2 separate regions of the Homo sapiens genome follow, and region 2 is linked to region 1. Evidence: chromatin contacts called from ENCODE Hi-C or POLR2A ChIA-PET data. All regions are on one chromosome and are shown on one strand. Each heading gives the region's core, a stretch centred on a gene start or an enhancer-like site at or near the end of the contact. The rest is flanking DNA. Distances are from core to core; before and after follow the strand shown.

Evidence for each region. A loop is a pair of places that touch in the nucleus more often than their neighbours do. ChIA-PET counts read pairs that join two places held with the same protein, here RNA polymerase II (POLR2A). Pooled maps may share reads with other maps.
Region 2: a loop to region 1 is called in a map of PC-3, with 6 times the contacts of the local background. The contact joins the enhancer-like site here to the promoter of BANK1 in region 1. A Hi-C loop is called at or near these places in 4 of 168 maps with a recorded cell type or tissue (B cell, Caco-2, HepG2 and 1 more), 20 of 37 single-sample maps with no recorded cell type and 6 of 50 pooled maps. POLR2A ChIA-PET finds 5 or more read pairs at or near these places in 2 of 52 experiments (CD4-positive, alpha-beta T cell and activated B cell).

Annotation. Positions count from the first base shown.
Region 1 is chr4:101,789,462-101,792,530 of GRCh38, reverse strand. BANK1 (B cell scaffold protein with ankyrin repeats 1) reads right to left here and starts at 1,801. Exons shown (of 17, transcript NM_017935.5): 1 at 1,581-1,801. The coding sequence starts at 1,650. RefSeq lists a silencer at 1,525-1,714.
Region 2 is chr4:101,864,463-101,867,260 of GRCh38, reverse strand. All of the region lies in intron 4 of BANK1 (B cell scaffold protein with ankyrin repeats 1), which reads right to left. Among named protein-coding and RNA genes, the nearest start is that of BANK1, 75 kb to the right of the region's middle. Within about 2 kb of position 1,505, at least 3 of the 41 ENCODE cell types and tissues checked have a DNase peak (open chromatin) inside an H3K27ac peak, as active enhancers do; they include PC-3, where a contact is called at or near this core.

The DNA of each region.
Region 1 (3,069 bases), core at 552-3,051:
AATGTGCCATATTAAGATAGTTGTTGGAGAGAGAGGGAGCTCTTCATTAAAAAAAAAAAAACACACACACACACACACACACACACACAAACCACTGGATTTATAAAAGCTAGAAGATTACTCATATCAAGAATATGGGCATGGGATAATGTCAAAAGACAATTCGTTTTTAGAAAAGTTTCATTATGTTGGCCAGAAAAGGAAGTAACTGAAGCAAGTGATAAATACTGCATGGAGAAGGACCCAAGGAGTTGGGAGGGGCGGGGCGGGGGGGGAGCGGAATGCATGGGAGGAACAAGAATAATTGGAATGCTATAAATATTGATTCACATTACTCTTGCATTATTCACAATAGCAAGTGCCTCAAAGTATTGCTTAGTATCAAGTGAAATAAAAGGCATTTTCTGCCTAAACTGTTTAATCTAGAAGTTTGAAACAAACTGTACCCCATTCTCTAACAAAATTGTTAAACTGAAATTACAAAAGAGGTAACCTGCTCAAAGTTTGAAAGACATGGTTGGTTTATTTATAGATGCTAGCAAAGTCTGCTCTGCTGAAGACCATCAGAGCCACAGTTTTCAAGAATGTCAATATGCAATAGTTAAAATATTAATAATATTAAGTTATGGGCTCTAAGTCCTTTCTTGTCACTTTTCATTGACACAAATATACTTCTTATTTAACTGAAAGCAATCCCTAAAGCTTATTTATGTAAAAATGCACTAGCCAACAGAAATAGCTACAACCAAAATTACATTACCTAAAAAATTCTAGAAAGGTATGAGAAATTTATTTCTATTCAGCAAATTAAGAAACTTTCACTCAGAATATACTTTCTTGTTGCATTTCTCACCACGAACACTCCAGTAATATTAATACCTAAGTGAAGTTTTTTAATTTAAAAAACATTTTTATATCACTGAGTAATTTGCAAATGCATTTGAAATGCTTCAAAAAGAACTAAATAAAACTGCCTTAACGTCCATTTGAAAATATAAATCTACTTCTGCATTCAACCAAGTTGACCGTTTTCCTTTGACCAAGTTAGTAAAGCCAGTGGAGTAGGGAGGTGGTGTTGGTAGAGTTTCTCTGCAAAGCCACCTGCCAAGAAGCAGGGCTACCAATTCACCAGGCTGGGATTTGTCAGGCCGGGCAGGTAAATGCGTGACGCTACACATGAGCGGTTTTTCTGTGCTTACCGACTGTTGAAAATAATTACGTATAATTTTAAACGCGCATTGCTTTAAAACAGGTTGCAAAGTGATTTTAGAAACTACAGGACCCTGACCCGGGTGCTGGGGAAAGTTCCAGCTCCTCAGAAGTTGCAGACACTGAGGGTAGCCCGCTGGCCAGAACTCCCAGCGCGCTCCCTCCTCGTGGCGTCCAGATGCCCCTCAGAGAAGTCAGGGACAGAAGAACCCTCTGGGCTGCCTGGCGGCAGGATAAAAAGGAGAAGCCCTGTCTCAGGGACGCCCTGGCCTCAGTGCCCGAGTGCAGTTGTCTAACGATGGCCCGTGGTCTCCGCAGAGCCCCGTAGCCCGGCCTCGGCGTCAAGCCCCTCCGAATGCGCGACTACCCACCTGGGGGCGCTGGGCCGCAGGGGGCGGGGTCCGGGCTCCCAAGCCCCTTGCCTGGCGCTGCTGGCAGCATTGTGGCGGTTGAAGCCGAGGGGCCTGCGCACTGCTGCCCGCCGAGCGCTACCTGGACTCTCCCGGCCAGAGACTCCCCGCGATTTTCTCTTCCTTTGGCCCTCGGCTCTCCCCAGCCCGCTTGCCACCCGCGGAGGCTGCGGCCAGGTCTCAGGAAACGCAGCCCCGGGGCTCATGCCCGCAAGGCCAGGGCTCCGCTCTGCTGGGCGCCCAGAGGAAGTGAAACTGCTCAGGGGCCTGCTCTTACATCCCTTCTCAAAAGGCCGCTTTGGTTTCTTATAACACTTCTGCGCCTGTTTCCTTCCTCACCTTTTCATCCTAGGATATATTTAGACCGCTGTTATTGTAGCTCTCCTTGTCCCTTTCTAGGTCTTCCATACTGCCATACTGCCCCCACTTCCAGGCAGACGTAGGGAAACCAGAAGTGAACATTTGCTGGAAAGAAAGAATAATTAGATAGATAGATGAGTAGGTACACAGATGATAGATACATACATATAGAAATGAAGATACAGATAATACTGTAACTTTTAAAATATTTCATTTTACACAGACTTTCTAGGCTAGGTTCATAAATTGAAAAGTGATTTAAAATTCCATATAAAATGTATTTCTTACTCCTGCTCCAACTCAAAAATAGACCCAGTAAAAAATTATTTATGGCTCTAAATACCCTCTCCAAACAAGAGTTTGTTTGCTTGTTTTTAAGATGGAGATATATCAAAGGAGTTGTCCCAGAACCTTAAAGTGAATGTCTCTCTCTCAAGCATGTCTAAACTAGTCATTTGCCTTTTGAAGTTGAATATATTTTTTGAATATCAATTTGGTAATAATACATAGTTTAAATGTTCCTCTCCTCTTCCTATAAAAGGAAGGCTTTCTTTGAAACTTTCTCTCGGATGAAGTGCTTTTTAGTAATAATATAAATATCAAGTATCAAAAAAAGTTAATTTTTTCACATAAATGAACTTATTAGAACTTTATAACATAATGTAGAAAACTTGGAGAAGTATGCGAAATGTCCAAAAAACTTGAAAACAATTATAGATTGTATTGTATTTATCTGGTTTCCAGTAGTTTCTTTAACATCATTATTAATTTTATGTTGATTTTCTGAACTTTATATAATGGAACAAAAGATTTCATCTAACTTATGAAATATTATATTGAAAAAAATGGTTGTCTTCTATATATGCCTGTTAACAGAGAGACTTCAGTGTAATAGGCAAAAACAAATTTGGATTGCAGGGTTTGGGTGTTGTTCAGTGTTTCAGAAACTCAATTCTTAGGAAAGTATGTCTTAAACCCATTGGAGAAAAGAATATTCTAACTGATGCATCTGCTGGTATACGTATTCCTGACAAGAGCTACTTTAGCCAACATGAACACTCCAGATGATGCTCCCCAATTAAGTATCCAG
Region 2 (2,798 bases), core at 256-2,755, 75 kb before region 1:
TAAAATATTTTACTCCACTATTTTCTTGCTTGTGTGGTTTCTGAAGAGAAATTCAACGTAATTCTTTTTTTTTTTTTTTTTTTTAAATTTTTTTTATTATACTCTAAGTTTTAGGGTACATGTGCACATTGTGCAGGTTAGTTACATATGTATACATGTGCCATGCTGGTGCACTGCACCCACTAATGTGTCATCTAGCATTAGGTATATCTCCCAATGCTATCCCTCCCCCCTCCCCCGACCCCACCACAGTCCCCAGAGTGTGATATTCCCCTTCCTGTGTCCATGTGATCTCATTGTTCAATTCCCACCTATGAGTGAGAATATGCGGCGTTTGGTTTTTTGTTCTTGCGATAGTTTACTGAGAATGATGGTTTCCAATTTCATCCATGTCCCTACAAAGGATATGAACTCATCATTTTTTATGGCTGCATAGTATTCCATGGTGTATATGTGCCACATTTTCTTAATCCAGTCTATCATTGTTGGACATTTGGGTTGGTTCCAAGTCTTTGCTATTGTGAATAGTGCTGCAATAAACATACGTGTGCATGTGTCTTTATAGCAGCATGATTTATAGTCCTTTGGGTATATACCCAGTAATGGGATGGCTGGGTCAAATGGTATTCCTATACTCATTTCTCTACAGGTAAGGTATTCGTTTTCTCTGGCTTCTGACAAGATTTTCTCTTTTGTTTTCAGTTTTCTACAGTTCGAATGTAATATGAATAGGTGTCAATATTTTATATTTATCTTTCTTCATGTTACTTGAGCTTCCTATATCTGTATTTTGATCTGTCATTAATATGCGAATATTTATTGTGCTTCATTTTGTCATTCTTCTTGTATTCCAATTACATGTATGTTAGACCTTCTGAAATCATCCCACATTTCTTAGATGTTTTGTCCTTTCTTTAAAAAACAAACAGACAAAAAAACTTTTTTCTCTTTACCATTTAAGTTTGGGAAGTTTTCATTGACCTGTCTTCAAATTCAATGATTCTTTTCTGACCTTTGTCAACTCTACTAGTAAACCTATTAAAGTTATTTTTTAATTTTTGATACGGTGGTTTTGATTTCTAGAATTTCCTGTTGATTCTTTCTCAAAGTTTATCTCTTTTTATATAATCAATATGTTCTTTCATACATTTTCCATGTATGTCATATCTAATTCTAGTCTGATGCATGCTTTGTCTCTTTAAATTGTGTTTTATCTTGTCTTTAGGAATGCCTTGCAATGTTTGGTTTATGACTAGATGTAAGGTAAATACTCCTGTAGTGAAAGAATTTATAGGAATCCGTTTAGGAGTTGGACTGTATTTAATGTTTGTTGTAGCTATCAGTGCTAGCAGCTTTAAATTCCTCTAGCATTCTTGTTTCTGTCTCTCTTTTTGATTATGTACTTTTCTAAGTACTTTACCGAGACAGAGTCTGAATCTTGCTGGGTTTTTTTGGTTGGTTGTTTGCTTTTTTAAACAGTAATCCACTGTCATTATGCTGGAATCCTGTTGTGGTAACCATAAGGTGGTAGGGAAGGAAAGCATTCTACATTCTTATGATTAAGTCTTAGTCTTTCAGTGACTCTTCGTTGTGACTTTACAAGGGTTTTTGCTGTGGCATACCTTCCCCTAATCCCCTTTAAGTGAGACAGGAAGGCCAGAGGGAGCCACAGTGAGATGATGTCCTTTCCCAGCTGGAATGAGGCTCTGGTGAGGTGTTTTCTTCTGGAGAGTAGGCCTGTGCTATGGAGAACATGCTGGGAGTATTTCACCACGATTATCCTTCCTCTGACCCCACCAGAGGTTCCATGGGCTCTTTCTCAGATCTTCATTGTAAAAACCTGGTGGGATTCATGGAGGTAAATCCTACAAAAGTGTGGGGACATCCTAAAACTACTACCCCCAGGAGTTTCTCACTCTCAAACTAATCCATATTCAGCTTTCAGACATTCATCAAAATTAACACTTAAGTGCTCCTACTAGTTTGTGGCTCCAGTGGCTTCTGCTCTAGGTAAGCAGATTTCAAATGACACTCTCTTAGTTCATCGTTTTCTCCAGCTTTTGGAATAGTGGATTGTCCTTGTCAGAGTTCAGAAGACAATACCCCAAAGTATGACGTGTTGGTGTGCTGCATACTTTGAACTAATGAAGACTAAAGGGCCTCAGAAGCAAGGTCTTTCTGACCTTCCATCCTCCTGTCTCCAACCCTTCTTCCTGCCCCTGATCAAGTCATAGAAGCCAGAATTCCTCTTCCCCAAGGCAGGTCATAGAAACTAGAGCTCCTCTTTCCCAAAGAAAACCACAAAACCAAAAAAGGTCTCCCTTCTCTCTTCTGCCTTAAAGATCCTCATTTCAGAGAAAGCCTGCTCCATACCTGGGAGGAAAGAATGTGACATAGAGAAGCCAGCAAAAATCTGGACAGACAGGACTTACTGGGTCCTCCTCCCCTCAAGCCTGTTACCACTAGTTCATATTCTTTTGTTCAATCACTGTCCTACACGGCTGTTTATTCTTCGTTGAACCTAAGCATAAAAATGGACAGTTTCCCATTGGTCCTTGGGTCTTCATTTCTGAAGGCTCCCATAAATCTTTGATTAAATAAATTTGTTAGGCTTTTCTCTTGTTAATCTCTCTTTTATTACAGGAGTGACAACTGTGACCCTTATGATGGTGAGGAAAGGTATCACACCTGCATCTAACACCTTGCAACTTTAGTTCTCTAATGGGTTCAAGAAACGTGGTCGATTTTGTAGTGGTTCAGCTTTTTCTTGTAAAAATGGGCTCTTTACTGTTCGAGCT